Regions from separate parts of the Mus musculus genome. Here all the other regions are linked to region 1. The links are chromatin loops, found by intact Hi-C in ENCODE. Cell type or tissue: heart. All regions are shown on one strand. Links, peaks and the distances in the headings refer to the core of each region. The heading gives the core; the rest is flanking DNA.

Region 1 (11,548 bases), core at 1,431-9,430:
GTTCTACAGTCATCATTCTTCAAGACCAACTCAACAACATTCACTACATTACCAAAGATTCTTCCAATATATATGTTCTTCTAGCCTTCCCCCTTTAAGACCAGTTTTCTTAATTCTCCACTGAGTACTATGAAGATAAAGAAAAATAATAATAACAAATGTATTAATATTCTTAGTGATCAGATTGATCGGCAAGTATAAATGGTTGATTTTAGTTAGCAATTTGACCATTAAGAAACAATGAGAATATCTGCAAGATACACTTTTGAAAGTGAGAGAGTATTTCTCGAGTTGTTCATTTGTGAAGGGATACGTTCCTCTGAATGTTGGTGACACAATCCCATGAGCTCAGGTCCTTGACTGAATAACAAAGTAAAAACAGAGACAAACAGCTAACTGTTGGTATTCTTATCTAGATGCTTTCAGGTCCTTGGAGACATGATTAATAAGTTTCATGCTCCTATCCTGATAGCCACAAGACACTCCTACAAGCCTTCCTTCCATTTCATACTGGGTTCGCATACCTTAAACTGTAACAGCCCATCTCCATGAGTTTATTTTCCGTCAGATATTTGGTCAATAGAATTGGAAAAGTAGCTGATGTATTCAATATGTTGTTAGAAATCAGAATCCATGGATATTCTTTCTCCCTTACTTTTCATTGTAGTTAAAATCATATCCTCATAATGAATAAACTAATCATTATAGTTAGAAACTCATATTTTGCCAGTGTTTCTAAGTATTCATGATTATTTACTGTTCTTTTCCCTTCTCAAATTAAATACACAGTGATACACTCTTAAAGTATTGGGTATTTTTATCCTTGTGTATATGTTTGGGATATGTACATAATCATGTGTGTATATGTGCTCTATCTCTTTCTGGGTGCTGAGGACATAAACTCAGGACTTCATATTTAAAAAGCAGGCACTATACAGCCTGACTCTGCTATTAAAATCTTACAAGAAATGTAGGTTGAAAACAACTCACAAAACCATGAGTTCTAGTTCCAGCACAAAAGATTCAAAATGGGCATGACCAAGTGTAAGTATAAGTATGATTAAGTTTGTCTATGAAAGTCTGTGTCCTCAGTAAGGGTAATGTCTTTGTGTATTTGTACAATGGATTTCTAGTTTGCTGCCTGTACAGGATAGCATAAAAATGTTAAATGTACACTGTCTATTTTTTTGACCACCTAGCATCCTTTCCCCTTACAAATCATTGTTTTTACATCCACTTCCTGCATGCATGCGCTCAGGAAGTGATAAAGTTTTCACAGTTGCTGATGGATCTCTCTGCAATCCATGCCAAGTTGTTTCCTGGTGCCAAACACAATGGGTCAGGAAATGTGGCACGTGACCAGAGAATTCCTATTATTTTAAGTAAGCTTTCTCCCACTTGTAGCTCTAAGCAGAAATGTCGAACGTTGTAAAATATTTCTTCACAATGATGGATGGCCTTACAGATGTTCAGATAGCTATCTACTTGCATAGTTTTCTTATTATTACATCACTTTGAAAGCTCAAATTGAAACCGAATCCACCAAACCTGTGAAAACACTTTCCATAACAGATTACAAAGCATTTGAGTAGGAAAGATTTGATGTAATAGGAAATTAAAAATGTCTGAATATAATGGTATGAATTTTTTCTTATTTAAAATATTTGTCTACAGGCTTATAAATAGGGATTTAATGTTAATAATTGACAGTTTTCTTACTAAAGCTGTATAAATCTAATAAAGCTCTCAGATTGTGATTCTGCAAAATCCTTTCCAGAATGTTCTATTTTGTGTTCTTTGCATAAGACGAACAAATGCCAAACATGGAACTGTTTTTCTCATCTTCATAGCTAAATGTTTATTATTTAATGAAAGTATTTCTTCACTTTCAAATGTTCCACAGTCCCCAAATACTTGGCTTAGGTAATAATGATTTTGTTGCTATTATTGCTAACCAATAGTATGGAATTAAAGGGTTTTTTTGTTTGTTTTTTGTTTTTTTTTTGTTTTTTTTATGAGCACAGCATAATCAGCTAAGTCAGAGTGCAATAACACCTAAAAACATTACCCATGTTTCATAAGTTATCTTTTAAAATGCAAAGACCATGTCATTATTTACGAGTGGACTGCCAAATTGTACATTTCGCAACTCAATCTCTGGCTTCATTTTTTTTTTTTTTTTTCTGCTTGTTTTCAACTGTCAGGAAGATGACTAAGCACACACAGAGATCAATATGCCCTGGCATACCGCAGGAGATTTGCAGTCACACTGCAGGAATAACCCTCAGCAAAACATGCTCAAAAACCAACCATCTTGTTAGTGTTCATATCTGCTAACTGTTTTGCTTTCTGTTTGGAAATTAGCTGTAAGAAAATCAGAGAAGTAACTGGCCATCGTTCCAAAAGCAAAGTTGAACTACAACTCCGAGTTTCAATGATACAGCATCCATAGGAATCTTGAAGAAAAGGGATGAAAACAAATGAGCAAGTAACCAAATGCAAAAACAAAAAATAAAGAAGAACAAAGCCATTCTTAAAAATAAGAATTGGGCCAGGCAGGGATGGCACATGCCTTTAAGCTCAGCACTTGGGAGGCAGAGGCAGGTGGATTTCTGAGTTCGAGGCCACCCTGGTCTACAAAGTGAGTTCAAGAGCAGCCAGGGCTATACAGAGAAACCCTGTGTACATAAAAACATAAAAAAACAAAAATAAGAATTGGTTGTCTGAGATGTACCTCAGTGTCTCTGTGTGCACATGGCTATCTGTCACACACAAAGCTGGATTTCCAGCACCCCTACAAATTGAGTGGTTATGACCATTCCAGCACTCAGTAATTAGAGTCAGGAATGTCAGAAATTTGTAGTCATGTATGGCTAACCCTGGATAAACAAGGCACTGAAAACAACAACAGAACAAATAAACAAACAAAATTTAAGGAACAAATGCTATGCTATGTAAATTGCATTCTACTAAATAATTAAGCTGTTTTACTAGATAGAGTTACCAGAAAATTCTAACATTCTATTGGTTGTTCTATCTTCCACATTACAACAAACTATCTTTTTTAGCATTACATCTTTCATGAAAAGAAACATGATAGATTAGCAAATTGAGAGAGTTAAGGCACTTAGGCAGTGGATCAAAGACATTGGGAAGGAGACCAAGAAAGTGAGAGAGAAAAAGAGGAATGGGTAAAGATGGGATGTATTTATATAGCTTATTCTTACAATTTTCTCTGGGTTGCTTTGTGTGTGAATGTGTGTTTGTGTGTGTGAGAGAGAGAGAGACAGAGAGAGGCACAGAGAGAGACAGACATAGACACAGACAGATGGAAACACAGATACAGACACATACACACACACAGGAAAATCTGAAAGAAAGGCTGGGCTTACATAGAATTTCAGCTATAAAAATTGTCTAAGACTAAGTTGGACAAAATAATATTAAACTATATGGGATCTAATCTTTCTTTATGTCTAAATAGAAACATTTGATTATTTCCTTTAGTTTAAATTAGAAAATTCATCTGAAATTTTGTTGTAAGACAAAGGTTTCCCAGTGCTATGAGTAAAAGTAGCTATTTTCATATTTTATTTCTATAATTCCATGAGATTAAACCCTCAAAAGGTCTTTAGACTCTCTCTTCATTATTCACAGTTAGAAAGAAGCTGGCTCAGAATACTAAAAATAAGAAACAAACATATTAGAATAAAAACAAAACAATTAGGTTTATAGAAGAAAATATAATTATATTTCATAAAAGGCTACATCCTTTGACTTTCTTATAGCCCAAATGATAACTATTATTTAACTAAAACCAAAGTCTTTAAATCCAACCATCCAGAAGGATAAAAGAGAACTTTTCCTCTAAAATGAAGAGTTTTCAGATTCTATTACTTCTGCATTTACTGTTTTTAATAAGCATGTATTCATTGTCTATATTGTTCCTGTTAAAACACAACTTATAGATTATTTTATATTTATAGATTATATTTTTGTAACATTTATTAAAAGAGGAAAAGTTTTATATCTTGTCTTACTTTCCCCCTAAAAAAAAGTCTGAAAATTCTGAGGATCAAGCAAACATTACAATAAAAAACTATATGCTTTTCAAACAGAAAATTGTAAAACAAAATATATGTAAGAAACAAGCATGCTTTCTACCGTATCTACTTGTATTATTTTATGACCTATAGCTAATATTAATATTGAAATTGCCTTTCCACAAACACAAATAATAATTTCCAGCATTAATCTGAAAGCTTCCAGCAAATTTTATAAGATTATTTTCTTGAGACCTTGGAATTTTTTTTTTTTCATAGTGAAAATTTGGGGACTTTTTCTCTTCCTCAATCCAAACTTCAAATTGTGGATACAAATGCAATGTTTACCAGGAATATATAAAATGATGACTTCTAACCTCTTGCCTAGTGGTAATTTCCACAGAATAAAGGGAGGCTGCACATACCTTTACTATATAAATGGTGGTGACTTTAAAGACATGCCAATGGATATTGAACACTGTTAATATAACATAACATTGTGATCAATTCAGGTTCTGTGGAGGAGAAAGTTACCCTGGCCCAAGCATAGCAAAAAAAGACCACCTTACTGAAGAATGACCCAGCAAGCCATAGATCAAACTGCAGAACTGTGTCTGTTTGTCCCATATTTTAACTTTATTTTGGTTTGCTGACATTTGGAGTGACTCTGATTGGTCTGGAATTAGCCTTCTTATCCTGTGAAACATCTGTACTGTATTGTTCCAAAGGATTAGCTGCCCTCTGGGGATTCTGTGAAGTCAGGACAATGGAGGTCATTAAGGGTGCAAACATTTATTTTCCGGCCTTTTATTCAGCAGGGAAAGCCAGGCAGAGCATTTTTTTTCTTTCCTTTTTTATCTTTTTAATCCAGAGCTTAGCATTCTTAAAAATACAACCACACAGCCACAGAGCCAGCTACACTGCTTACATTGGAATTGATGACTTTAGGAATTTGGAATTATTTACAGGTCAGTGTAGGGGAGCTATGAAAGGGTGAGATTCTGGGACAATGAAGGGGGCTAAAAGCTAATGAGATAGTGTCTGTCAAAGGCAGAGAATTGCACGTGAATATGAGAACCACTAAGGCACAGCCTTAGGTGGAACTGCTAATTTAAATATTCCCCTCACCGACTGCCTTAATTATAATAAACTGCTTCTCATGTTGTGTTTTCCAAAATTCCATCCAAGGTCTTATTTACAAATTTCGTGAGAGGACAATCATGTTTGACACTGTGATGTTTAAACTGGAGATATGGCTCAGCTGTTAAAAACACTGCCTGCTCTTCCAGAAAACTGGATCATGGACACACAAAGAAACATCACGAATAAAAGCAAATATTTATAAGTGACAAAAATGCAAAATTTGACTCTGCAAAGTGCACTCAGAACTCACAGGGAGGGAATGAATCATCCAACTAGAACAGACTACATATTTAACTGTTTCTTGAAGACAATATATCACAGTTCCAGAGATCAGATGGACTAAACAGGAAACCTTTGCTACTTCACTGCTTTAAGAGTGCTACGTCCAACATCAAGGTGTCAAGAGGACCGCCATCTTACAGATTTGCTATATGTTGTCTCCCCTCTCTTTTTTGCTCTAGGAATGTCTTACGGATGCTGTCTATCCTTGGCATTCCTTGATTGTAGATTTTCCTTTTCTCTCCACATTTGTGATCTTAATGTTGCATATTTCCCTGATACCATCTTATATAGTAAGGACTCTCCTCCATTCTGACTATTCTTGACTTGATTATATTTCCTAAGCACCTATGTACAAGTACTTGAGGGTAAGTTTTCAAATTTTCTTTTTTGGAAGGCATAATTCAGCTTGTAACAAATTAAGAGATGTCTAACAAAAAGTATTTGTAATTTCAATTACACATAAAATCAGAAAAAAATGTTGAAAATCATTAATCTTTAGATTGTATTATTACAATGAAAATTGCTTTGAGAAGTCAATTTTGTACATTTCAGTAAGTACAATAAAAATAACAGGTAAACACAGTTTTTGGTTAGCCTATGGAGAAAGTTAAAACTAGATATTACCATACAAATGTAAAATACTGTAAGTTGTAACTTTTATAAAGAATTTAACAGTCTTACTGCATAAGCCAGTCATTTAGTAATTACACATTAGCTATCTATATCTAAGTAATAATCCTAAATGAAAAATATTAGGTTAAAAATTAAATCTGTTAGGTCAATTAATTGGAATGAAAAGTTCAGATAAAACAAACCTCTAACAACAGATGGAACAATGGTAACTAGTGACTAATGTGGAGTCACAGACTCTCGGGGAAATAGAACAGCAGGAATAGAAATGTTCTAGGTCTGGACTGAAAATATTTTGATTATCATTCTAGTGGAGGCTAAATTATAAGAATTTATTACAATATTCACATGGGTTTTTGTCTTTTAAATGCCTTTAACACTTTGAGCAACACTTTCTTACCAAAAAAAAAATATCAGGGAATTAAACTTCTAAATAAGTAAATTGGGAAATAAAAGATTAACAATATGAAATACATACACAAGAAAATAAAGTCAGAACAGGATAGATCATTGACACTGAAATGAGAAAGAAAACTGAGCCCCCAAAACCATGAACGCCAAAATATTTGAGGACAAAAAGGAAGAAATGTAGTGTGTATCTTATAAACTTTAGAATCCTTGAAAACACATCTTATAAAGCAAAAAGCAATCAGAAATCTCAGGGTGAGAATAGCTGTTAAAGAAATTGAATCTGTAATCAGAATTCATCCAGAGAGCAAATATTGCTTATATGATGAACACCAATCCAGTCAACATTTAAGAAAGAAATAATATTATACTGATGCTGACAGTATCATGAAGAAAATTCACATTTAATTATACTTTTCTCCTATTACAGAATTAAAAGTTTCTCTTATACATACAGTATTTAAAAGGACTTGAAAGTAAATATAAGATCAAAATTAATTCATTCACATACTGTTTCTTAAATTTTGATTACATTAAAAGAATTAACATTTTAATGTGTTTGTGTGCATTGTGCAAATGTGATGTGTGTGTGTGTGTGTGTGTGTGTGTGTGTGTGTGTGATGTGCCTGTATGTATATATGAGTGTCTGTGTATATATGTAGTGTGTGTGTGTGTGTGTGTGTGTGCATGTAAGAAAGAGAGAGAGAGTGCATACTGGGGTAAGCATTTTACAAATAGACTTGCCATATCTTTTCCTACCACTCTCTGCCTTGTAGTTATAGACAGCATATCTCAGTGAACCTCAGGCTTACAATTTTGACTACACAGTCTGCCCATTAACCTCTGAGGATGCACCCCTATCTGACTGACACTCTATGGTACAGGCATGTTGCAGCATGCCAAGATTTTACATGCTTCTGTATATCCAAGCTGAGTTCTTTATGCTTGTTCCCTTCCCGTGGTATGGGCATTCAGTATGGAAGCCCTCTGATCTAAGATTCAGCTTCATATCCTTAAATTACATTTCACATTGGAAGTATGATGCATGTATGCTGGATCGATCCGACAGGGAAAGTTCTCTTGAATAAATGCTGTGAATGGATATTATTTACTCATCTTTAGTCTAGACTTTCTCTCATTTTCCCCTTAAGAGCTGAATGTCACTGAAATTACATTCTGTATAAAAAGAGACCACTCGTGTTGAAAGCAGCTCAACTCATTCAGAAGATGTTATTGTAGCTTTGAAAATCTTTTTGGTTTGGTCCTGCCATGTCCTTAAACTGGGATTGCTTTCACTTATTATATCCTAGACGTAGTTATCATTATAAAAATAGTACAATAGATAGTGGGGTTGGTAGGCACGTCTGTAAACACAGCTCTTGGGAGGAAAGGGAGAAGGAATGTGTGTTCACGCCTAACCTGAGCTCTATAGCAGTAGCCTGCCTCACATACACCACACAAATATACAATGGCTGAGTCATAATTATTTTTACATTTTTTATGTGTATAAAATTCTCAAAGTATAAGTAAAAATATTCCATGGAACTTGTTCACTCCATATGATCTCAGAAGCTAAGATAGGTTGGCCCGTTGATACTTGGATGAGAGAGATGTATAGCCCTGTCCTAGGGTAGGGATTGTCTGTGCTCTGCTTATGATGGCTCTATTCCTGTCTCTTCTTTTGATATCCTGCTGGAGTTTTCCACCCCAAGACTATGCTGTGAATGCTTTTTCACCTACTTTCCCAGAACATGTATGGCCATACACAGAACCCCATACAGTTATGGTAAATTATCAGACATACTCCGCAAGCCATTTCACAGAGCATCCTGGGCTCATCCCCCTTGTCTCCAAATAAGTATTATCCCTAGATTAATATAAGTTTTTTTATGAACTAAAGATTAGAGATCATTTATTAGAGTGTTTTGACCTTAGTATGTTTTGTTTGTTTGTTTTTGATTTACTGAGAAAGGAATATATATATATATAAAACCCAGGTTAGCCTAAAACCTTGCAAAAATGGATGACCTTGATCTTCCAACCTTTACCTCTCTAGAGAACCAGGATTACAGTTGTGTGCAGCCATATTCTGTTTATGCAGTGTTGAGCATGAAACTCAGGCCTCCATTCATGACAGGCAAACACTCTACCAACTGATGCATACCACAGGCACCAAAAAATCTGTTTTATATCTCCAGTACTATAGTATTGTATATATTATTATATATCAAATAGCTTGTAGGTGTAGTGCATGTTATTTCAAAATAATATAGTACGGTTGATGCTGCCTATTTCCTGGACTACTCCCTTCCTGACCCTACCTGTCCTTGGGGGTTGCAGATGAGGTGGTACAGAGTCAACAACACAGACTCCTTGAGCAGGTGAGAAATGCTGCAGCAAGCTCCTCTGAGCATTGCTGTAAGCTCCTTTAATTCCCTGATCTGTGCCCCATTGGTCGCAGTAAAGCATCTCTTCTAAACAGCACTTCCAGGTTGACTAGCATTGTCTTTTACCAGCAATCCTCGGTCTCTTAGGCAGGCATCAGTTAGGTTCTCCTGCAGGTATGCTTTCAAGGCTGTGTGGGGACGTGGGGGTAGGGGGCTGTCATCCACATAGAGGCAGCCTGCTGTTCCTGCTTCAGGTTTGTATTACATTTAAAAACTGATGTTCTTTTAAGTATCTTGAAAATTTAAACAAAATTACCAAAGCTATAGAAACAGCATGTTCAGTCTTCTAAGGACATCGCTCTTAACTTCAGAGTCTACAGTTAAACAACCTCTGTGCTTTTCCTGTAATTGTTTTAAATTTTTATAAGTTTTTGAAAATTGCATATGAGACATCTATATCATTTCCCCTTCCACCTCCTTCCCCACTTCTATTATATTCTGACTAAGTTCTGCTGTAATTTATTTTCTTATTTTTTAATTCTTATTTTTACATATATACACACAGAGAATAGTGAGTTTCTTTAACTCTGCTTGTATGTACTTATGTGTGCGTTGTTAGTGCTTTCTGCTTGTGATTGGATAATTTACTAAGGGGCGAGTTCCTGGAGAACAATGGTTCTTCCTTTCTTGGCAGTCATTCACTATCGTCAGGATAGATGCTGTTCCATTGGCTGTCCTAAATGAATATGGATATTAGATATATGAATTTAGTAAACCAGTTGATCTTAACTCTAGCTACAATTTCTTTGTCATCAGAGATGCTTTAAAATACAATAGGCTTGGCCCCCAAATCACAAAAAGTAAATGGAAATATTCAGCCATGGCAGATTTCTGTATATCAGGATGAAGTAAGGTTTGAAAACCACTACCATGTTAAAACATATCAAGTGAGCATTACATCATGAAAGCTTGCAGACCCATGTAACATGTTGCTCTACTTCTAATTATATGCTCTCGAAGTTTCTATTTTAGAAACAAATCATTTGCTGGAAGGACATCGTTTATTTAATTATGTTCTGGGCTAATTATATTTGCAAATGCTAGCTAAATCTACTTAGATAAATATGTCAAATTATATATTTTTTTATAAATAGTGGGAAAGAGCACTGCAGTCATCAGAGAGGGAATTATCGGTAGCAGTGGGTTGTAATCAATGTTAGGTATTCTCAATTTAGAAATACTGCAGAAGAATTAAGTAATGAATTAACTAATTAAAAATGAAATGAAATGAAATGAAATGTTTAGTCCATAAACTTTTAGAAAGAATAATTAGCAGCAATGGAGGTAAATCAATTATGTAAATGAAAAACAAACTATATTAATTATTATTAACTAATATAACCAAAAGATATTTTTAGCTCAAATTACAAAAGAGGTTACTTTATCTTGCACATCTTCTTTTACTCAGCTATACTCCTTTTACTCAAAAGTCTCTAGAGTAAACATGGCTGTACATCAATAGATGAATGTATAAAGATTATAAATAAATAAAGTGTATATACATTAAAGTGCTATTTGGCTAGAAATTGAAATTCCATCATTAATAACATGGAAGAACATCACTGATACTATGCTGAATGAAATATAAGGTTTATGGAAGTAAATTTATATTCACATAAGTGGAAAGCTAGGCAAGTACATCTTAAAAAAATCAGATGGTAGATTATTTATTATCAGACTCTCCATAGAATTGGGAATGGGTAAAGAATGGTGATCAAATAAAGGAAGCCAGTCAGATACAAATCAGGACTACCTGTGCTTTAACACAGAGGATGTCACTATGTTTGAAAGCAGTAAATTGTTGATAATAGCCAGGATTTTAAATCTCCCAAGCTCAAAGAAATAATAAATGTATAAGATATTGGATATGCCATTTAGCATGATCTTTTCATCACACTTTTAGTTATCATTTTGTAATAAATCTATATTATAATATGTGAAAAAATAGATAAATAGACAGACAGACAGATAGACAGATAGGTAGATAATCAGATCTATGACTTTTCACTATAGTAATTCAGGAACCATGGTTATGAGAAAGGGGAATTTGGCAGAAGCATCAAGGTACTAGTAACAATAATTCTTAGAATGTTCAAGTTTTTAATCAAGAAAAATGTCAAGGGTCTTGCCTATATTGTATCCAATATAGAAATAGATCAGGACCACCAGTAAAAGATGTATCTTGATAAGAATGATCAATATACTCCTGAGAACTGCTACAGCAAGAGTGTCTTGGAGGCATTCATATATGATTCTTGTTATATTCAGAAATTATCTTATTCAGGATATGTTGTAATAGTATTGAAATATTCAAAAATGATGTCAAATTCAAGGGGGTTTATTACCAGTTTTGAGAGAAAAGGAAATAGTAGATAAAAGGAACATATACTTAGATGCGATGGTATTGGTTCTTCTAGACCTCATGAATGCGGTCTCACAGTTGTGCTGTTATTATGGAGTAGTTATCCAAAGGCTATATGCATTCTCAGTAAATAAGCAAATTAACATAACATACTTCATCAATTCACACTCCAAACAAAGCTGTAATGTTAGATTGTGTAATGTTAACACACTAATGTTAGATTGTGTAATGTT
Region 2 (11,288 bases), core at 1,626-9,625, 64 kb after region 1:
GAAGAAGTCAAAATATCACTATTTGCAGATCATATGATAGTATACTTAACTGACCTCAAACATTCCACCAGAAAACTCCTAACCTGTTAAACCACTTCAGCAAAGTGGCTGGATATAAAATTAACTCAAACAAATCAGTAGCCTTCCTCTACTCAAAGAATTAACAGGCAGAGAAAGAAATTAGGAAAATGACACGTTCACAATAGTCACAAAAATATAAAATACCTTGATGTGACTCTAACTAAGGTTGTGAAAGTTCTGTATGACAAGAACCTCAAGTTTCTGAAGAAAGAAATCCAAGATCAAAGAATATGGAAAAATTTCCCATGTTCATGGATTGGCAGGATTAATATAGTAATAATGGCCATCTTGCCGAAAGCAACCTGCAGATTCAATGCTATCCTCATCAAAATTCCAACTCAAAATTCTTCATAGTGTTAGAAAGAACAATTTGCAAATTCATCTGAAAAAACAAACAAACAAAAACAGGATAGCAAAATCTATTCTCAAAAAAAAAAAAAAAAAAAAAAACTTCTGGAGGAAGCAACATTACTAATCCCAAGCTGTACAGAGCAATTGTGATAAAAAAAAAAAAAAAGAAAAAAACCTGCATGTTTTTGGTACAGTGACATGCAGGTAGATCAATGGAATAGAATTGAAGCAATAGAAATGAACCCACACACCTATGGTCACTTGATATTTAACAAAGGAGCTAAAACCATCAAGTGGAAAAAAGTCAGCATTTTCAAGAATGGTGGTGGCTCAACTGGCAGTTAGTATGTAGAAGAATGCAAATCAATCTATTTTTATCTCCTTGCACAAAGCTCAAGTCCACGTATATCAAGGACCTCCACATAAAATCAGATACACTGAAACTAAAAGAAGAGAAAGTGGGGAATAGCCTGGAACACGTGGACAGAGAAGAAAATATCCTGAACAGAATTCCATGGCTTTTGCTCTAAGATTAAGAATTGATAAATGGAACATCTTAAAATTTCAAACATCCTGTAAGGCAAGAAACACTGTTAATAGGACAAAACACCAACCAACAGACGGGGAAAGATCTTTAACAAGCCTACATCTGATAAAGCGCTAATATCCAATATATACAAAGAACTCAACAAATTAGAATCCAGACAATCAAATAACCCCATTTTAAAATAGGGTACAGAACTAAACAAAGAATCCTCAACTGAGGAATACAAAATGGCTGAGAAGCACCTAAAGAAATGTCCAACATCCTTAGTCATCAGGAAAATTCAAATCAAAACAACCCTGAGATACTACCTCACACCAGTCAGAATGGCTAAGATAAAAAATTCAGTCAACAGCAGATGCTGGTGAGGATGTAGAGAAAGAGAAACACTCCTCCATTGTTGGTGGGATTGCAAGCTGGTACAACTACTCTGGACATCAGTTTGGCAGTTTCTCAGAAAATTGGATATAGTTTTATGTGAGGAGCCAGCTATACCATTCCTAGTCATATACACAAAAGATGTCCCAACATGTAATAAAGACAAGAGCTCTACTATGTCCTTAGCAGCCTTATAATAGCCAGAAGCTGGAAAGAACCCAGATGTCCTTCAACAGAAGAATGAATACAGAAAATGTGGTACATTTACACAATGGAGTACTACTCAGCTATTAAAATAGGGACTTCATGGACCTCTTAGGCAAATGGATGGAACTAGAAAATATCATCCTGAATAAGGTAACCCAGTCACAGAAAAACACACTTAGTATTAATTCAATGATAAGTGGATATTAACCCAAATGCTCAGAATACCCAAAATACAATTCACAAACCACAGGAAGCTCAAGAAGAAAGACCAAAGTGTGGATGCTTAGGTCCATCTTAGAAGGAGGAATAAAATACTCATGGGAGGAAGCACAGAGATAAAGTGTAGGGTAGAGACTGAAGGAAAGGCCATCCAGAGACTGCCCCACGTGGGGATCTATCTTATATACAGCAATCAAACACAAACACTATTGCAGATGCCAAGAGGTGCTTGATGACAGGAGTCTGATATAGCTGTCTCTTGAGAGGCTCTGCCAGAACCTGACAAATACAGAGTGGTTGGTCATAGCCAACCATTGGATTGAGCATGGGGTCCTACAATGGACAAGTTAGAGAAAGGACTGAACGAGCTGAAGGGGTTTGCAACAACATCAACCTACCAGACACCCCAGAGCTCCCAGGGATTAAACCACCAACCAAAGAGTATTCTTGGATGGCTCCAGTCGCACATGTAGCAGAGGAGGGCCTTTTCAGGCATCAATGGGAAGTGAGGCCATTGATCCTGTGGAGAGACTGGATGCCAGAGTGTAGTGTAATGCCAGGACTGGGAAGCAGGAGTGGGTAGGTGAATCAGGGAACAAAGTCATTGAAGGGGGAAGAGGAGATGGGATAGGAGGTTTCCGGGAAAGGGGATAACATTTGAAATGTAAATAAGGAAAGTATCTAATTAAAAAGGTGAAACAAATAAACAAAAAAGAACGGGTCATGTGCTTAAGTTTTAGCAGTTGGCTCAGATGGCAATCACCCTGCTAAACAGGTTTATGCTTATTTGTTTTGTTGCTGTTGTTGTTGTCATTAGTTTTAAGAATATCATGCTAGGTCTTTTAGAATAATCCATTCTCTACATCCACACCTCATCCTAGATCCATCCCTCTTTGTTGTCAGCAAGTTCTCTGCCCTCCTTTGCATCAAAGACAGCCTGAGCTGCTGAAATATTCTTGAATATTTGCCTTCCACTGGAATCTGTTCTAGCTATCAGAGGCAACATTTTTAGAGTATTAACCCTTCCTCTCCCAGAAGCTAAGGATGTCAATAGGTCTTGAGTGAAAGGTGGGACTTTATGCTTTACTCCCTCTTTTCTTTTTTTTCTGAGGTTTCATCTGGTTTTTGCTTCTACAGGGTCTTGTACATAGAGTGACATTTGCTATGAGTCCCTGTGTGCAACTGTCTTGCTCTGTGTATAAGACAGCTTTTCCTTGGAACAATCCATTGTCTCAGAATCTTACACACTTATTGATTTTTTCTTTCAAAATGATCCATGAGTCTTTGGAGGAGTGGGTATGACTTGTATGTTCCATATTAGTTGAATGTTCTCTACTTTTCTATTCTCTGCACTTTAGCCAGTCTTTGTGTTGACTGTCATTCACTACAAGCCGGAGCTACTCTGGTGAGAATTGAGAAATGTTTTAATCTATGGGTATAATGATAACTTATTAAGCATTATTATAGCAGTATGTTCATTTTGCAGAATCATAGAAATATGTCCTTTCCTGGGCTCCTCTATCTCTTCAGCATATTCTTCGCCTGATAGTGATACCAAGAATGGCCTGTTCAATAACAAGGACTGCTCTTAGCTGAAATAAAGTCTTCCTAATGTGTTCTGGAAGATAACAAAAAAAACATGAACACTAGCCTTTTGTATTGGGGAATCATTGGGATGTCACTGACCAACAATTCTAAACTTCTCCCCAATGGGTTCTCTCATACATATAATTTGTTTAATGAATGGTTCTGTGTTTGGGGACATAAACTCATAGTGGTACTCAAATCAAGGGAGACAAGTCATGGAGCTTATAATAAATGCCTATGACTAGAGTCTCAGTTCAGAACACCCATCATTTCATGCAGGCATTTTTCAAACTTTCCATTCAGAAAAAAAAAAAAACAGGTAACAAAAAGTTTCATATTCATTGTTTGTTGTTTGTTTGTTTTCTAGAGGGAAAGGTCTATCAGCTTCACTGATATGCATTATCTTTATACGATATAAACACAAGCTTTTACCACACAAAACTTTCTCCTCAGTTATTGGAGACTTGTTTTTTAATGACTCTTTACTTACCCAAATTTAAACTACAATGGCACTCACATTAAATACTATTAATTAAACTTGGCCTCCAAGATCTTTCAAATACTGGATTACCAACCAGGCAGCATACACCAGCTGATCTAAAGACCCAAACACATATACAGCAGAGGGCTGCCAGGCCTGGGTTCAGTAAGAGAAGATGCACATAACCATAAGAGACTAGAGGACCCAGGGAGTTTAGAGGTCTGGTTGGGTGGGGTGGGGTGGGGACATCCTTGTGGAGATTGGGGGTGGGGAGGAAGTATCAAATGTGGAACAGTCAGAGTGTGGACCTGGGGATGGGAAATAAAATCTGGAGTGTTAAATAAATAAATAAATAAATAAATAAATAGCCACCTGGGGATGGGGAATAAAATCTGGAGTGTAAAATAAATAAATAAATAAATAAATAAATAAATAACCAAAAAGTAGAGTTGTTATATAGAAAAAAATACTATCAAGCATCCTCTGTACTATGAAAAAAAAGCTACAATTATTAACTACTTGCAAAGGGCTTTAAGTTGGTGAATAAGCATATCTATCAGGAAGAAAGTTTGGCTTCCTGTAGCAATCCTTCCTGTTCCGTAAAAGGGTTGACATAGGCAAAAGGGAGCCTTCTTAAGGTCTTTGTTACAGGTTCAGGTATGGACATAACATAGCTGAAGTTTTGGCTGAATTCACTTCCAAGTTTTTACTGAGTGATATCATTTTGGATGCAAATTCAAAGCAAAGACAATCGAGACTATTTTCATTTGGGTGTGGACGGGAGAGGAAATACTATGTTACAAGTATTTGTAATATGTCTTTGTAGGCAGCATATCTGAAAAGATTCATATGCATTTTTGGATGCACTGGGTAGAAATCAATCCCAGACATACACTGATCATCCAAGACATGCCAGGAGGGGTGTTTTGTGCTATTGAGAACAGATGTTAAAGATACTTATTTCAAATGTAAAGACAGACACTTCTATTTCTATTGTGTGGTGTGGACCAAGATAACATTTATAGTAACTGTTCCTGGACATATTATGTCCCCATACTATCACAAGTTACTCTGTCAGTGATTCTCAAAGTTTTCTTGTATGATCACTGGCAGAAACAATTGAGGGTAAATTTGAGTCTATCACATACCTGGATGAAAAGGCTGCTATCACTTTTGTGAAAATAAATCTGAACTGTAAAACATATAAGAAACTATAAGCTGAAATCTACCAAATGCCTAGTGTGTTAGATTTTTTATATTTCAATTCTGCATTCTTACTATTCCATAAAATGTCACATTTTGTTCTGATTTTGCACACAGCTTCCTTTTTCCTGTAATTAGTGGCCATAATTATTTAAACATTCAAGTAAATTTGGTTTTCCTGAAAGCATGACAAATTATTTCACATGTCTCTGGTGTCCCAGCTAAAAGTTTTATGACTTGATATTTTATGTTTTTCCTCAGATAATAAAATTGTCTCTCTACTCTAAGAGTACAGAGCTGGCAAGGGACAATGAGAACTAAAAATATTGCCTATTGTTTTGTCATGCCCCTGTGGCGCTGTGTATCCACAGAGGGATTGACCGAGGAAACTAAGCAGGATGATACAGGATGCTATGCACTCTAAAGTTGGACTCAGGGAGAAGGTTCCAGGACAAAATGAAATCACAGATGCTTTGATCTGCTCTGCTCTGAGAATGACCATAGATCTTTCTCACTATGTGAGAATGATAACTTTCATAAAGAAGAGCAATGCATTTGTAATGGTTTATGTATGAATTTGTGAAAGATATTAATACTATTTTAATATATGTGTACTTTTTATTAGATGATTTCTTTATTTACATTTCAAATAGTTTCCCTTTCCTAGTTTCCCCTCTGAAAATCCCTTATTCTCTTCCCCCTCTGCCTGCTGCCCAACCCACTCACTCCAGCTCCCTGGTCCAGGAATTCCCCTACATTGGGCACAGAACCTTCACAGGCTATTGATGACCTACTAGGCCATCCTCTGCTACATATGCAGCTAGAGCTACAAGTCCCTCCATGTGTTTTCTTTGATTGGTGGTTTAGTCCCAGGGAGCTCCGGGATTACTGGTTAATTCATATTGTTGTTCCTCCTAGAGGTCTGCAAACCACTTCAGCTCCTTGGGTACTTTCTCTAGCTCCTTCATTGGTTATCCTATGATCCATCTAATGGATGTGAGCATCCACTTCTGTATTAGTCAGGCACCAGGGGAGCCTCTCAGGAGACAGCTGTATCAGCAAGCTCTTGTTGGCATCTGCCATAGTGTCTGGGTTTGATGGTTGTTTATGGTATGGATTCCTAAGTGGGGCAGTTTCTGGATGGTCAATCCATCAGTCTCTGCTCCATACTTTGTCTCTGTAACTCCTTGCATGGATATATTGATCCCCATTCTAAGAAAGAGCAAGGTATCCACACTTTGGTCTTCCTTCTTCTTGAGTTTCATATATTTTGCAAATTGTATCTTGGGTATTGTGAGCTTCTGGGCTAATATATACTTATCAGTGAGTGGATATCATGTGTGTTTGTTTATGACTGGGTTACCTCACTTAGGATGATATCCTCCAGATTCATCCATTTTTTCTAAGATTTTAATGAATTTATTGTTTTTAATAGCTGAGTAGTACTCCATTGTGTAAATGTACCACATTTTCTGTATTCATTCCTCTGTTGAAGGATATCTGGGTTCTTTCCAGCTTCTTGTATTTAAAAAAAAAGGCTGCTATGAACATAGTTGGGCATGTGTTCTTTTTACCAGTTGTAGAATCTTCTGGGTATATGCATAGGAGTGGTATTGCTGGATATTCTGGCAGAACTATGTCCAATTTTCTGAGGAACTGTCAAACTGATTTCCAGAGTGGTTGTACAAGCTTGCAATCCCACCAACAATGGAGGAGTGTTCCTCTTTCTCCACATCCTCACCAGCATCTGCTGTCACCTGAGTTTTTGATCTTAATTCCACTGGTGTGAAGGTGGAATCTCAGGTTGTATTGATTTGCATTTCCCTGATGACTAAGGATGTTGAATAATTCTTTAGGTGCTTCTCAGCTATTTGGTATCCCTCAGTTGAGAATGCTTTGTTTAGTTCTGCACCACATTTTTAATAGGGTTTTTGGTTTTCCAGAGTCCAACTTCTAGATTTCTTCATACATATATTTTGGATATTAGCCCCCTATCGGATTTAGAATTCGTTAAAGATCTTTTCCCAATCTGTTGATTGCCATTTTGTCTTATCGACAGTGTCCTTTGCATTACAGATGCTTTGCAATTTTATGAGGTTCCATTTGTTGATTCTTGATCTTACAGCATAAGCCATGGCTGTTCTGTTCATGAATTTTTCCCCTGTGCCCATATCTTTGAGGCTTTTCCCTACTTTTTCCTCTATGACTTTCAGTATCTCTGGTCTTATGTGGAGTTCCTTGATACACTTAGACTTGAGCTTTGTACAAGGAGGTATGAATGGATCAATTTGCATTTTTCTACATGATAATGGTCAGTTGAGCCAGCATCATTTGTTGAAAATGATGTCTTCTTCCTACTGAATGGTTTTAGCTCCTTTGTCAAGTATTATGTGACCATAGGTGTGTGCCTTCATTTCTGGGTCTTCAATTCTATTCCATTGATCTACCTGTCAGTTCCTGTACCAGTACCATGCAGTTTTTATCACAATTGCTCTGTATTACAGCCTGAGGTTGGGGATGGTGATTCCACCAGAAGTTCTTTTAGTATTGAGAATAGTTTTTGCTATCCTGGGTTTTGGTTATTCCAGATGAATTTGCAAATTGCATTTCTAACTCCGTGGAGAATTGAGTTGGAATTTTGATGGGGATTGCATTGAGTCTGTAGATTGCTTTCTGCAAGATAGCCATTTTTACTATATTAATACTGCCAATCTATGAGCATGGGAGATCTGTCCATCTTCTGAAGTCTTCTTTGATTTCTTTCTTCAGAGACTTGAAGTTCTTATCATACAGACCTTTCACTTGCTTAGAGTCACTCCAAGGTATTTTATATTATTTGTGACTAATTTGAAGGGTACTATTTCCCTAACTTCTTTCTCAGCCTATTTATCCTTTGTGGAGAGAAAGGCCACTGATTTGTTTGAGTTCATTTACTATCCAGCCACTTTGATGAAGTTACTTATCAGGTTTAAGAGTTCTCTGGTGGAATTTTAAGGGTTACTTATATATACTATAATATCATCTGCAAATAGTGATATTTTGATTTTTTTTCCTTTCCAATTTTTATTCCTTTGATCTCCTTTTGTTGTCTAATTGCTCTGACTAGGACATCAAGTACTATATTGAATAGGTAGGGAGAGAGTGGGCAGCATTTTCTAGTCCCTTATTTTAGTGAGATTGCTTCAAGTTTCTCTCCATTTAGTTTGATGTTGGCTACTGGTTTGAGGGGTATTGCTTTTTCTATGTTTAGATGTGGGCCTTGAATTCCTGATCTTTCCAAGACTTTTGTCATTAATAGGTGTTAGATTTTGTTAAAATCTTTCTCAGCATCTAATGTGATGATCATGTGGTTTTTGTCTTTGAGTATGTTTATATAAATGGATTACATAGATATATTGAACCATCCCTGCATCTCTTTATCTTTGGATGAAGCCTAAATGATTGTGATGGATGAACATTTTGTTGTGTTCTTAGATTCTGTTTTTGAGAAATTTATTGAGTATTTTTGCATCGATAATCTTAAAGGAAATTGATCTGAAGTTTTCTTTGTTGGGTTTTGTGTGGTTCACGTATCAGAGTCATTGTGGCTTCATAGAACAAATTGGGTAGAGTGCCTTCTGTTTGTGTTTGTGGAATAGTTTGAGAGGTATTGGAATTAGGTCCTCGTTGAAGGTCTTATAGAACTCTGCACTAAACCCATCAGGTCCTGGGCTTTTTGTGGTTGGGAGAATATTTATGACTGTTTCTAATTCTTTAGGAGATATGGGACTGATTAGATTGTTAATCTGATCCTGATTTAACTTTGGTACCTAGTATCTGTCTAGAAAAATGTCAGTTTCTTCCAGGTTTTCCAGTTTTGTTGAGCATAAGCTTTTGTAGTAGGATCTAATGACTTTTTTTTTTATTTCCTCAGATTCTGTTGTTATGTCTCCCTTTTCATTTCTGATTTTGCTAATTAGGATGCTTTCCCTGTGCCCTCTAGTGAGTCTGGCTAAGGGTTTATCTATTTTGTTGATTTTTTCAAAGAACCAGCTCCTGGTTTGGTTGATTCTTTGTATAGTTCTTTTTGTTTCTATTTGGTTGATTTCAGCCGAGTTCGATTATTTACTGCAGTCTACTCCTCTTGGGTGAATTTTCTTCCTTTTGTTCTAGAGCTCTTAGGTGTGCTGTCAAGCTGCTCTTGTATGCTCTCTTCAGGTTCTTTTTGGTGACAGTAATAGTTATGCGTTTTCCTCTTTGGATTGCTTTCATTTTGTTCCATATGTTTAGATATGTTGTGGCTTTGTTTTCATTAAAATCTAAAAAGTATTTCATTTCATTCTTTCTTCCTTGACCATGTTATTATTAAGTAGAGTGTTGTTCAGCATCTTCGTCTATGTGGGCTTTCTATTATTCATGTTGTTATTGAAGAGCAGCCTTAGTCTGTGGTGATCTGCTAGGATGCATGGGATTATTTCAATATTTTTGTATCTATTGAGGTCTGTTTTGTGACTGATTATATAGTCAATTTTGGAGAAGGTACCATGAGGTCCTGAGAAAAGGTTATATCCTTTTCTTTTAGGATAAAATGTTCTATAGCTATCAGTTAAATCCATTTATTTCATAACTTCTGTTAGTTTTACTGCGTCTCTGATTAGTGTGTTTCTAGGACCTGTCCATTGATGAGAGTGGGGTGTTGAAGTCTCCCAATATTTTGTGTGATTCAATGTGTGTTTGAGCTTCACTAAAGTTTCTTTAATGAATGTGGATGCCCTTGTAGTTGGAGCATAAATGTTAAGAATTGAGAGTTCATCTTGGTAAATTTTGCCTTTAATGAGTATGAAGTGTCCCTCCTTATCTTTTTTGATAACTTTAGGTTGAGGGTGGATCTTATTTGATATTAGAATGGCTACTCCATCTTGTTTCTTGGGACCATTTGCTTGGAAATTTTTTTCCAGCCTTTTATTCTGATGTAGTGTCTGTCTTTGTCACTGAGGTGGGTTTCCTGTATGCAGCAAAATTTTGGATCCAGTTTGTTAACCAGTATGTTAGTCTATGTCCTTTTGCGGGGAATTGAGTCCGTTGATATTAAGAGATATTCAGGAAAAGTCATTGTTGCTTCTTGTTATTTTTGTTGTTAGAATTGGAATTTTGGTCATCTAGCTATCTTTTAGGTTTGTTGAAAAATCACTTTCTTGCTTTTTAAAGAGCATAGTTTCCCTCCTTGTGTTGGAGTTTTCCCTTTATGATCCTTTGAAGGGCTGTATTTGTGGAAAGATAATTGTGTAAATTTGAATTTGTCATAGAATACTTTGGTTTTTCTATCTATGGTTAATTGAGAGTTTTGCAGGTTGTAGTATTCTGGGCTGATATTTGTACTGTTTTAGGATCTGTATGATATCTTCCCAGGATCTTCTGGCTTTCATATTCTCTGGGGAGAAGTTGGGTGTAATTCTGATAGATCTGCCTTTTTATGTTACTTGACTTTTTTCCCTTACTGCTTTTAATATTTTTTCTTTGTTTTGTGCATTTGGTGTTTTGATTATTGTGTGACAGGAGGAATTACTATTCTGGTTGAAACTATTTGCAATTCTGTATGTTCATGGGCATGTCCTTCTTTAGGTTGGGGAAATTTTCTTATACAATTTTGTTGAAGATATTTACTGGCCCTTTAAGTAGGAAATCTTCCTTCTCGTCTATACCTATTATCCTTAGGTTTGGTCTTCTCGTTGTGTCATGGATTTCTTGGATGTTTTGGGTTTTGCATTTCACATATTCTTTGATTGTTGTGTTAATGTTTTCTATGGTATCTTCTGCACCTGAGATTCTCTCTTTTATCTCTTGTATTCTGTTTGTTATGCTTGCATCTAGGTTTCCTGACTTCTTTCTTAGGTTTTCTATTTCCAGAGTTGTCTCCCTCTGTGATTATTTTTCTATTTCCATTTTTACATCCTAGATAATTGTTCAATTCTTTCTCCTGTTTGGATGTGTTCTCCTGTATTTCTTTAAGGGAGTTATTTATGTCCTTCTTATAGTCCTCAATCATAATCATGAGAAGTGACTTTAGAGCCGTATCTTGCTTTTCTGGTGGGATAGTGTATCCAGGACTTGCTATGGTGGGAGATTTTGATTCTGATGATGCCAAGTAACCTTGGTTTTTGTTGCTTCTGTTCTTATGCTTTCCTCCTGCCATATGATTATCTCAAGTGCTCTCTGCCCTCAATATATCTGACTGGAGCTTGTTCTTACTGTAATCCC
Region 3 (11,548 bases), core at 1,131-9,130, 230 kb before region 1:
TTCACTAGATTTATAACATAAACAGTCAGAGGTTGTGGTTGAATCTGTATGGTGGATAAAACTTCCAGGGGGATTTTTACTCCATGATGAATGTTCATTGAGCAAATTGCAGTGAAAGGGTGTTTATTTCATGAAACACCTGAATTTATTTTCTTAATTGAACCACTCTCTTGGCAGTGTGTTCTCTAAAGACCCAGTGGATGATCGACATCCCCTGCACCATACTGCTTCTCAGAGGGCAGCTACCACCAAGCACGGGATGTGAGGATAATATTTAAATGTTTTAAGATGTCTTGTTGGCTCACTGTATCCCTGGCTTCTGTATCTATAGACCCAAACACCCACGGATCAAAATAGAATAAATACACTCTACTCTGTCTAGAATGAACATTCACAGATTTTTTTGCCATTATTTCCTATATAACACATATATCAACTATTTACATTATATTTGGCTTTAAAGTAATCAGCAGATTATTTTTAATGTGGGAAATTGTTTTATAGTTTTCTGCAAAGGCAGCCATCTTAAATGAGTTAATTGGGCAACTTAAGGTCTGAGAATTGAAGGGGATCACATAAACTATCCCCATAGATAAGGAGCAACAACCACATCTTTGGAAACACTAGCCTTGACAAACCGTGCAGAGGTGGCATTGTCTGGACTTATTAAAGCCATATGGCACTGCTTCTAGAACAGGCCCACTAGTAACTCAAGTTTCTCCTGGTTTGTCTCCACCTTCCTCCTTGCATTCCTTTTCCTCTCCATCTATCCTTTGTAACATCTTCCTACCATGGTTGCTTTACATTAGAGTGTTTGTTCTACTCTGTACCTTATTTTCATTTTTTGTTGGTTTCCTAATATAACATAACGTTATATTATATTGTAAATATAATGTTATGTTATATTTCTTAACATAAATCACCTACAAATATCTGTAGATTACGAACTCCCTAAGAACAAAGGACAGAGCCCGTTTATTTTACTACTGTAGTCCCCTCTGTAATTGCTGCTTTTTATCATGAATAATGATAAAGAAAATTCAGATAATTTCATTTAAAGATGAATGACAGGAATTATATGTTAAATGCTTTATTCCAAAGCATTAACTTTAAAAGTAAGAAACTGGAGTTTTTTATACTACATTTAGGATGCTCAATATACACTCTGTGACCAGAAGTTCTAATTGTACCTTAAAGGGGGTTCCTTCAACTCTTGAAATCTAATGCTAGCTCTGAACAACAAGGCATCAATTAATATTAGAACTTGGGGTATTAGGAGTGGGTGCTATCCATGGGGGTGTGGAGAGAGGTGACAGACATTTATCCTAACCTAGTAAAAATAATGGGAAATAGGAGCTCTGAAGAACTGCCATAGTCATATCCCACATTTAGAAATTTTTATCTAGCTCTGAAAGGCATGGTGGCACAGGAACCTGCAGTATTTCTAGAAGTCTGACAGTAATATAAATCAGCATAGGAGCTGTTATTCTGAGAAGTTTGAATTCTACACAGTAATATTCCTTTCTGCAACTCTGTGTTTAATATGTATCTTGTTCCTGGCTATACGTCTTTATAAAAATAGAAGAGATACATGGCATAATGATCAACAAGTAATGAATATGTATAATTTAGTAGCATACATTTCCAATTTTGATACCAGTTGGAGAGGCACAGGAAAAATATACAAGATTGCTAGTAGTGAAAAATTTGGAAAATCCAGTATGCTTCAGACTGTCCAATTCATGGATGGAGCTATAGCCTGTGGAGATATTAAATGACAGGTCTCTTGTGCCCAAGCAGTGAATAGCAATATTAAGATTTCTTGCCTCAGGCCAGTGCTTTGCTTCATTCATATGTTTACCACTGTGGGATTTGAGGAGCTCAGAGTGAACAATTTTTCATACATACCCATCTCTGACATCCTCCAGTTTTAAAATACTGTACAGGCCTTTGCCGATTATCTTCTGTAAGTACAGCACAGTTGCTTGCCTCTTGGGAGTTTGAAATATATCTAAAATAACCCAGAAGTGTATTCTTTGTTGCTTTGTGACCCAGAGACAGCTTATGTAAACCTCCAAAGGCTCTACAGAGACAAATGACTCTGAGCCTCGTGAGCTTTCACTGTGCAGTATGCCGGATAAAACAGGTCTATGATACAAGTTATATTTTAGCAAACAGTATCTCTCAACATGATTACATTTTGCTACCTCCCATGGAAGGAAGGAATAGATCTTAGATATAATACACATTAAGAGATGAAAAGGCTTTTAGTAAACAGAAGAACGAGGAAAAGTCCAATCATACAACTCAGCCAGCATTAGCCTTGGAAAGGATGCCCTGGGAGTCTCAGACAAGGCATACAAATGTGGTCAACATGGTGTTCTAGACAAGAGTGTTCCAAGTTGTTCTGCTGTGACATAAACCCTATAGATCACTGAGAACGTTATACTTGTTACTTTTGGAGATAACCAGAAGCATATTTCTCAATGGCTCCATACATTTTCCTAACATCACACTTTGATTTATTACTCTTTTTCACCTTCTGCATTAGTACCTGAGTTGCATTCTGAATACCACTCATTGCCCACTATCTTGCTGAAAACACATTGTTCATACCATCATCATAATCCAAAAATATCAATAGAATTTATACTTTTAAATGGATGGAAATGGTGTGCATGCTCTGCATTCTTCTTGACTACTAATTATTTTTTGTCCCTGGATTAATTCTCTTGCCTAAACACAGTATGTGGTAGAGAACAGGGTGTCAATGAAATCATGCAACTCTATGCATTGCTAAGGTATAAAGGGAATTTTGCATAAAAGTGGAGTGTTATAATTCAATAAATGATCTTTTTAAGGAGAGGTGATGCTCAGAATGGAAAATTTCATAGGGAATATCTCTTTGTGTTAAAATTGTCCTTCCTTCTTTCCTAATTCATCCTACAGAGTATCTGAGATTATGCCGTTACATACTAGGTGTTTTATGCCTTCCTAAAACTCATGCTGAAATCATAACTGCCTGTTGTCTCAGAATATAAAATTTTTGGGATTAGATATTCAATAAATGATAGTTTTCAAACAAAGATGAGCTGGTTTGCATAGATACTAACATAACACATCATTTGGAGTTAACAATATATATATATTATTTAGTCTTATATATATATTTATATATATAATATAAATATATATATATTGTTTATATAAATAAATATATATAATTTGTGTGTGTATGTAAATACAATACATATACACATACATGTATATGAAATTGCACCTGAGGCAGGTACTAGACATTGCTTCAATACAGAAAATTCAAGGAGTCCCCACAGTAGCCACTAGACAGCTAGAACCTATGGGAAAGGATGGATCCATTTTCCTGGTAAATCTCAGAAGTTATCAATGTCACTGATCATTTGAACCTTCTGATCTGGAAAATTGTGAGACAGCAAAAGTCTGTTATTGTAGGCTACTCACCCTGAGGTCTATTTTTATTATAGACATAGAAAAGTAATTGAACTGCAGGTCCATTGTTTAAAATAGTGTTATATATCTTTTCTTCTAAAGATCTTAAAGAGATTTTTATACATTCAGTTTGACAGTCTAGAAGTGACTAGGAAGCCCAGTGGTTAAGCTCATTCATGCCATGTAGTCAAAGAGTTCACAGCTCTGATTTAGTGTAAGACATCAGATCTTTGGTGCCAAGATAATTCATCTTAGCCTTCCTAGTTCTGGTAATGCCAGGGTAGTCTATTCTGGAAACTTATCAATTTTAAAACCATCCAACTCACTAATTGTGGTACTGTTCATAACTTAAGTATACAGATCCCAACCTACACGAGACTCTTAAACAAATAAAGTACATAGACTAAATGCAACAGAGCTCAGGGCTTACAGTATGGAAGGATGACTTGAGTGGATAGATGATGACTCTCTAAATCGGTGTTTCTGAGTTAAGACTAAATAAAAAGGACAAAGTTGAAGGTTAATCCAAGCTGGTGAAGCACAAATAATTAAGATACAAGAACAAGAAGAAAGAGAAGTTAAAAGCAGTCAGTACCACCAATGAGCAAAGAGACAAATTAGAATTGGGAAAGAAAGAATGACACCTCTGGGACACATGAAGGTCTGAAGGCTACTCAGAGGTATATGACTTTCATTGAGGCTGGCTTTTGGGTAAGATGAAACTGGAAAGACTTAAAATCTTATTAATATCACTTTGTCAATACCAGCTTCTTTAAGGCAAAGTCCCAGACAAAACAATTGTTTTTAACCTTTCATTTAAGTCCTTTGCTTACTTGCTGTCTCTCTTGTATTCTCTTTATCTGTCAGTGTTACTCTTCGATATTTTAAATTTAGTTTTCTTCACTTGTATTGTTTTTGTCTTGTCTTCATGTAGCAGTAGTGCGCGTGCGCGTACACACACACACACACACACACACACACACACACACACACACACCACATATCTAGAAAGATTAATTTAACTCCACTAGGGGTCACTTCTGACCCACTGATGAGTCCTTAACCCTAAAATTTTGCCTGCCTACATAGCAAATCCTGAAGGATTTTTCTTCATGCTCTCCTTTGCTAACTTGGTGACCCCATTACCATCACAAGGACTGACATCAAAGGCAATGTCATCCACACCCTCCCTGGTCACAAGCCACCTCAGGAGCCAGCCAGGCTATTTAAAAAGGCATGCCCCGGGTGCTTCCCTTTGTTCAGAGTAGACAGGCAGTCCTGGGCTGGGAGCTTGGCACTTTGACAAATGTGCCATCATTATACAAAGTGTAATGTCATAGGAAAGGCCATGACTGTGCCAGGAAGGCCAGGATGTCTGTCTGCTTCTTGCTAGCAGGCCCCCAAGTGTCCACATCCAGGCGTCCAGGAGCTTCCTTCAATTGTCTACACATTGAGTTCTTTATCCTCTTAAAGACACGCATGCGCCTCCTTAGCCATCTGCTAAAAAGTGAAACTTCCAGTGATTTATTTCCAATCTGGTCACTTGAAAACTGACAGTTTTACTAATCTGAGAAATTATAGAGGCATCGGGGACAAGTAAGGTCTTTTGGTACTCGTCTTCATGTGCATTTATGTGCATATATTAAAAATGCCCCCCACACTGGCTACAGGAACACATATATCTGTCATCATGCCTGAAGTGAAAAGGTGAGGCTAACCTTTATATACATTTCACTCCATAAATTTCAGATTCTTTGTAAAGATCAGGATAGCAATAATTTTGCTTAGTTGAATCACTGATTTAAAACTGCTAACATAAAAGATTTCCCTTTTAGATTTTTTTCCTAGCATGCAAGCAGTAAATTTCATTAAATATTATTTTGCAGAAAATCTTGACCAAATTACCATTGTTTAGATGAACTGACACAAATGGACACACACATCAAATTGAATGTCAGCGTCTGTTTTATACTTTTTATTGTCTTTTAACCATAAACTTTTATACCTAGTCTCCCAATTTATTTGTTACTTAATGTGTATTTTATCTGATGGGTCTCACTTCCACGAAGATCAACAAGAATTTATATCTCTAGTATGTCATAAATCAAGGACTTGGTTTTACTTTAATTCAGTTTCAGTAGCCTTTACATTAATGTCTATAAAGGTGTTCTATGTAGGCTCAGATGGTAAATATTTAGGATGCATAAGTTGTGTCTTCACTGTGACAATTGTTCAGCTTTGTGCTTGGAGCACGAGACAAGTGTTAGATAATTCATGAGACCATGAGAGATGCTGTGCTGTACAAAATCTTTACAGAAACTGAATACTGGGTACCTTATAGTAGTCACAGGTCATGAAATGCCATTGGTTAATTTTTTTAACTGTTTACAATGTATGGAGAAAGTTCTTAGATCACTTCCTCTAGCAAAATCCATGGCAAATGGGATGTTTTCTGTGAAGGATAGGTCATAAAGCTGTATATACATAAAATTATGAAAATTACTGTCACCTTCAGTGTATATGCCAATTGAATGAACAATTTAAATTCTGCTCAGCTCTTCATCACTTTATATCATCAGCTTGGTCATTGGGTTGTACTGCCAGGGATTAACTTATAGAAGGAAAAGAGGAGCAGATATGAATCGTATGCACTTAAGGACTGACTAAATTATAGATCTAAATAAATTATGTTACAAGGAATATGAGTGTCTTTATAAAGAGATTTACTGACAGATTCTATAACAAACAAGTAATAAAAATAAATAAATAAAATAAAAGAAGAAAAAGAAATAAAAATGTGTCCTAGGTTATCAAGATTTAATTATAAAAAGCTAAGGACTTGCCTTATGGACACAGAAAAAAGCTTTCCCAGGAAAGTCAAGCCCATTCTTCTAAGTATGTGAATGAATATAATGCAAAGTAAATATGTATTATTACTGAGTCTCAAATTATAAAACAGAAATGAGATGTGCAAATAGGTAATTCTGATAAAGTAATTGCTCAGATTACAACAGTAATCTGGAACATAGAAGATCACATATCAGACCAATTGTCCTAGGATAAGCACTTGTATCATGATGATTCTTATTCACAAATCTAGTGGTTATGTTAAGAGCAGCTATTGAGCATTAGCAAAATTAAATTTAAATGCAAACAAAAAAAACAGAATAAGAACTCAATGATATTTTATCTCTGATTATTATTTTAGAATGCAAATTCTATGGTTGTGTTTATATATAATACATGGTGAAATTTAATCCATATAGTATGTATATAACATATACATATAATGATACAACATACATCTGTACATTTAGAATATTACTATCATCATGTGTATGCTCTTTAGAACAAAAGCAAGTGTGCCTTGTGTAGTGGTGATGGAACTAAGGTCAGATTTGTAGGATATTGAATATTAGGAAGAAAGTTAAGTAACTGATTTCTCCTGGGTAGAAATAATTTGATAGTTTTTTGTGTGTGTATAGGAAGCTGGAGTTCCTTACTAACCAGCCCAAATTGCATCCAGAGGCAAGGTCTCTCCTAAGTCTTACTTTTTCCAATATATTTCCGTTAATTAGTTGTGAATAAAATACTTTAATTTCCAAACAAGGTAATTTTGTTTAATTTATAAATTAGATGATTGTACTTACACATTAGTTCTGGAGACAAGAAGCTGTGGGTGATTCTCAGTTTGTGCTTTCTCTGCTCTTTCCATACTAGGCCATGCCTGGTTGAAGGAGCACTGAAAAGATGGACAGAATGGTTGCCTGCTGATTTGGCTCAGGAAGCATTTGATGATTATTATGGAAATTGTCCAACATAGATTCCTCAGACTTGTGGCATTTCTTTTATTCCCACCTCATTCTGACAGCATTCATCTTTGACATGACATTTTCTTAAATTGGCACTCATGAATGCAGAAGGCACAATAATTTAGGTCCATTTGCTAAAACCAACTTGATGGTAACTCGGGACAGTTCAGAATACCAACAGCTGTTATACCATTTAGATTTATTTTTAGCAGCACCATTGTGAGTCTAATAAAGGTTAAATTTACCAGTACATTTATATGTCTGTCATTCTAAAGATTTGAACTTATTTTAATGAAGCAGAAAATTATATAGACAAATTTAGTTTGATTATGGGGCTACATATAATAATGGGAATAGTGAACATTGATCAGAGGCTGACATTGTACCACATGTTAATATTGAGGGATTTATTTTCCACGGTAACTCTGATAGGTAAATACTATTACCATGCTCACCTGTTTGAAAGAGTAAATGGAGAGATAAAATGTCAGCAAGTCACAATTTAGAATCAAAGGAGCAACATTGCAACATCAATTAGTGACAAGAGTGGTCATGGATTTAAAAGAAGGGATGAGAATATGGAAGAGTTTGGAGGGAAGAAAAGGAGAAAATAAATTATATTATATTGTCAATAATTAAGAAAATGTATATATTTAAAAAGACCTGAAAGGAGACAAAATGATCTTTTTATAAAAAATTAATGTATTTACTGATTCAGGATATCCTTTAAGAAGTAAATGGACTGAAAGTTTGGATAACAATCATTGTTGATCATAACTTCTAGAAAGCCTTAGAAACATTTAGATGTATGTAATAAGTGTATTAAAAGTGGATATGGCATGTAAATAAAAATATAGTAGTTATATATGCTCTTAATTATAAAATACAACACATAATAAATTAATATATTTGTTGCTATCAATATTTAAGAATTTAATATATTATATTTCAGGATAAAGGCGTCTCAAGAACAGGCAGATGATGGAATGAGAATTATAGGAAGCACAGAATGCTGACAGAGGACAGAGGGCAATAAAAGATGATGGGATATGAGAATAATCAGAATGTATTATGCCCTTGTATTATCAGCAAGCAAATTAATTTAAATCAATTAATTTTATTTATAAACTAATTAATTTTTAAAATTAAACAAAATTATTAAACGACATGAAAATGTTAACTAATTGGCCCATTATTACTCTGCACATGCATCTGTAACCAATAAATGGCAAAATTAAAATAGTAATTAATAAATAATAGTTATAAAATAATTGTTTTTGCAAAATATTTCAATATATTATTTTATTATATTCATTTACTGCATTTCTACAATCAGGCTTTAGTTGATTATAATCAAAATTATTTAGTCTTAATATTTAAAAAAATTTGTATGGAATTAAGACTTATCTTGCCAAATATTTTTCCTTTATTTGTTTATTTATTTCTTCACTTTACATCCCGATCTTAGTAAACCCCCCTCTTCGCTTCCCCCAACCCAATCCTGCATAAAATTCATATCCAAATGGATCAAAGACTTCAACATAAAAATAGACATGCTAGATCTAATAAACAACAAAGTTGGGAATTGCCTTGAACACATTATTGGCACAGGAGACTACTTCCTGAACAGAAAACCTTTAGCTCAGGCAATAAGAACAACAGTTAATGAATGTGACCTCACGAAACTGAATAGCTTCTGTAAGGCAAAGGACACCATCAATATGACGAAATTACAGCCTAAATAGTGGGAAAATATCTTCACCAACCCTACAGCCAACAGAGGACTAACAGCCAAAGTAGATAAAGAACTTAAGAAATTAGACACCAACAAACCAATGAACTGAAATAAAATGTAGTGTTGAGAGCTAAACCGAGATTTCTCAACAGAGGGATTTCTAAGAGCCAAGAAACACTGAAAGAAATGTTCAACGTCCTTAGTCATCAGGTAAATGCAAATCAAATAGAATCTGAGATTCCATCTTATACACCCATTAGAATGACTAAGATCAAACAAAATTAAGTGACAACACATGTTGGCATGGATGTAGAGCAAGATAAAAACTTTTATTGCTATTGGGAGGGCAGACTTAAAGACGTAACCACTTTGAAAATTAATTTGGATGTTTCTCTGAAAACTGTAAAAGGAATTCTTTTGAGTCAATATTTGGGTATACTCACCAAAGTAGTTATTCTGACACTATATCTGGGTACACATTGATATGTGAACCAGAAGAGTGAATAAATTGATAATTCTTCTTAGTCTGTGTCCCACCATTTGTAGACAAAGGTAACAATATCATTGTTTCTATTATTTGTGAGTGAAAATATACATTTTATTTCAATCAAATTTACTTTGGGTGACCATTTTTATATGAATTGACCATCATTTTCTTTATATATCCATTATAGTTAGTATGTGAAATACAGTAATCTTTTGTCAAGATATACAGTAATGACATTTTTATATTAAGTTTTTAATATGTTATAAATGCATTTCTTCCAAATCCAACCTATTTCTAAAACAATATCACTGGTATGTTAGATACATAACCTTATTGAAGGATTAATTTGTTTTATTTTATAAAAGGCTACGTTTTCTATGCACCATGTGTGTTTTTGATCTTTGTAAATTCCAGAGCAGGAGCTACATACCCTGTAGTTGGCATTGCAGATATTCGTTAGCCTGCAGATGTGTGCTGGGAGTTGAACCTTGTTCTTCTGGAAGATCAGCAAGTGTTATTAACCACTGAGCAATCTCTTTAACTGAGTATCTTTTAGAAATTTTAGGTTTCAAAGAAAAATTAAATATGTTTTCCAGTTTTCTCATTAATTTAGGGAGGGTTACCCTACCTCAGTTACATAAAAGTGTTTTCTCAAGTTTTATTTTATTAGAATTATTTATTTTAGTCTTTAGGTGTAAATTTTTAATAGAGTCAGAAAATGTTATCTGAGGGCTGTTAAATTATGTAAGTTCATAGTAACTGTAAAATCATGTCTCTTTGTGCCAAGGGAGAAAGAACTCTGGCAGAAAATTGCTTTCATTGTAAGCATTAGCAACTGCTATCTAATCCTAGAGCTGACCTGTGTAAAAGCAATAGTTTGTGGTACATGCTTGAAATCTCTGTGGTAATGTAGTAGAGAAACATACATTCCTGGTGTTCATGTATCAGCCACACTGTCCTGAGAACCCATAAGCCAATAAGTAACTTTCTCACAAAAATTAGGATAGGTAATTCCTGAAAAAATATACTTGAAGTTATTTTCTGATTCCCACAAGCATATAAACACACATATTCACCTTCACACAAATCTAAGAATAAAGAATGTGGCCTGCTAACTAACAACAATATCTACATTATATTGAAAGAATATTTTAAGTTTCAACGTGTTTTGAGTTGCTAGTATATTGATCATATAAATTTTATCTTTAATTTTATTGAACTAATAATTCATACTAAACAACTTAAAATTCATTAAGTATTTTCAAGCCCACATTAGTTATCACAAAACGCTCAAGACACTGCTGGTTTTGAGTATGCCAATATTTTACATACATAAATACATGCATTAAAATCTGTCCTTATATTCAAAAGTTACTTATATTTATAACTCTAATTTTTCCTGGTACATTTGAACCTTTAGGTGTCTTCCAATAAAGCAAAGGGTTCTAAAACTACAGAGCTGCTGAATAAGAAAAGCTTGGTAGTCTGTTTCCTGGCTCTTTTTCTCTCCTCTATTTAGACTTGCATAGTACATAAAACACAAAGGTGGATGTGACTTAATAATAAATATAAATAAATAGAAATTACATTGTCAGAAGACCTGGCTTACAGCTTGGTACCTTGTTTTGCCAGGTGCCTATTGTATCTCTGCTTCCATCATAGAGTGTGCTGCCACTAATGTGGCTGCTTTTAGGAGTCCTCAGTGTACCTGGTATGGGTACCTCATCATATAATATGAACAACACAACAAGAGAGTCACAGGACTGAGGGAACAATAAAGAAGGCAGGTGTATGCTTAGAATTCCTAAAAAGAGCTACAGTTCTAGTTCCAACCTCTATGAAGGAAGCAGAGTTATGACAGACATGTACCAAACTGTCAGCCAAGTCTTCTCATAATAGATGTTGACCTATTACTAATACATACTTTCCATTTATTTATATCTACTATTATTACTAAATACAAGTTAGTATGTGTATGTGAATGGGTTGGTGCCTGATGTGTTTGTGTGTGTGTGTGTGTGTGTGTGTGTGTGTGTGTGTGTGTGT

The links. Hi-C counts contacts between places; a loop is a spot of excess contacts. Peaks named below come from ENCODE experiments on the same cell type or tissue, not always from the same donor. Only the 100,000 strongest peaks of a DNase experiment are listed, where the experiment ranks them.
Region 2: a loop joins it to region 1, with 6 times the contacts of the local background. A loop is called at or near these places in 3 of 42 quality-filtered maps.
Region 3: a loop joins it to region 1, with 14 times the contacts of the local background. A loop is called at or near these places in 3 of 42 quality-filtered maps.

What each region holds. Positions count from the first base shown.
Region 1 is chr12:94,419,752-94,431,299 of GRCm38, forward strand. No RefSeq gene overlaps it. Among named protein-coding and RNA genes, the nearest start is that of Mir8099-2, 500 kb to the left of the region's middle. In heart, for the core only: no CTCF peak of the experiment used is centred there; a DNase peak (open chromatin) is centred at 4,810.
Region 2 is chr12:94,483,507-94,494,794 of GRCm38, forward strand. No RefSeq gene overlaps it. Among named protein-coding and RNA genes, the nearest start is that of Mir8099-2, 560 kb to the left of the region's middle. In heart, for the core only: a CTCF peak has its summit at 5,416; a DNase peak (open chromatin) is centred at 5,415.
Region 3 is chr12:94,186,208-94,197,755 of GRCm38, forward strand. No RefSeq gene overlaps it. Among named protein-coding and RNA genes, the nearest start is that of Mir8099-2, 260 kb to the left of the region's middle. In heart, for the core only: a CTCF peak has its summit at 4,524 (motif pointing right); a DNase peak (open chromatin) is centred at 4,784; H3K27ac peaks cover 627 bases.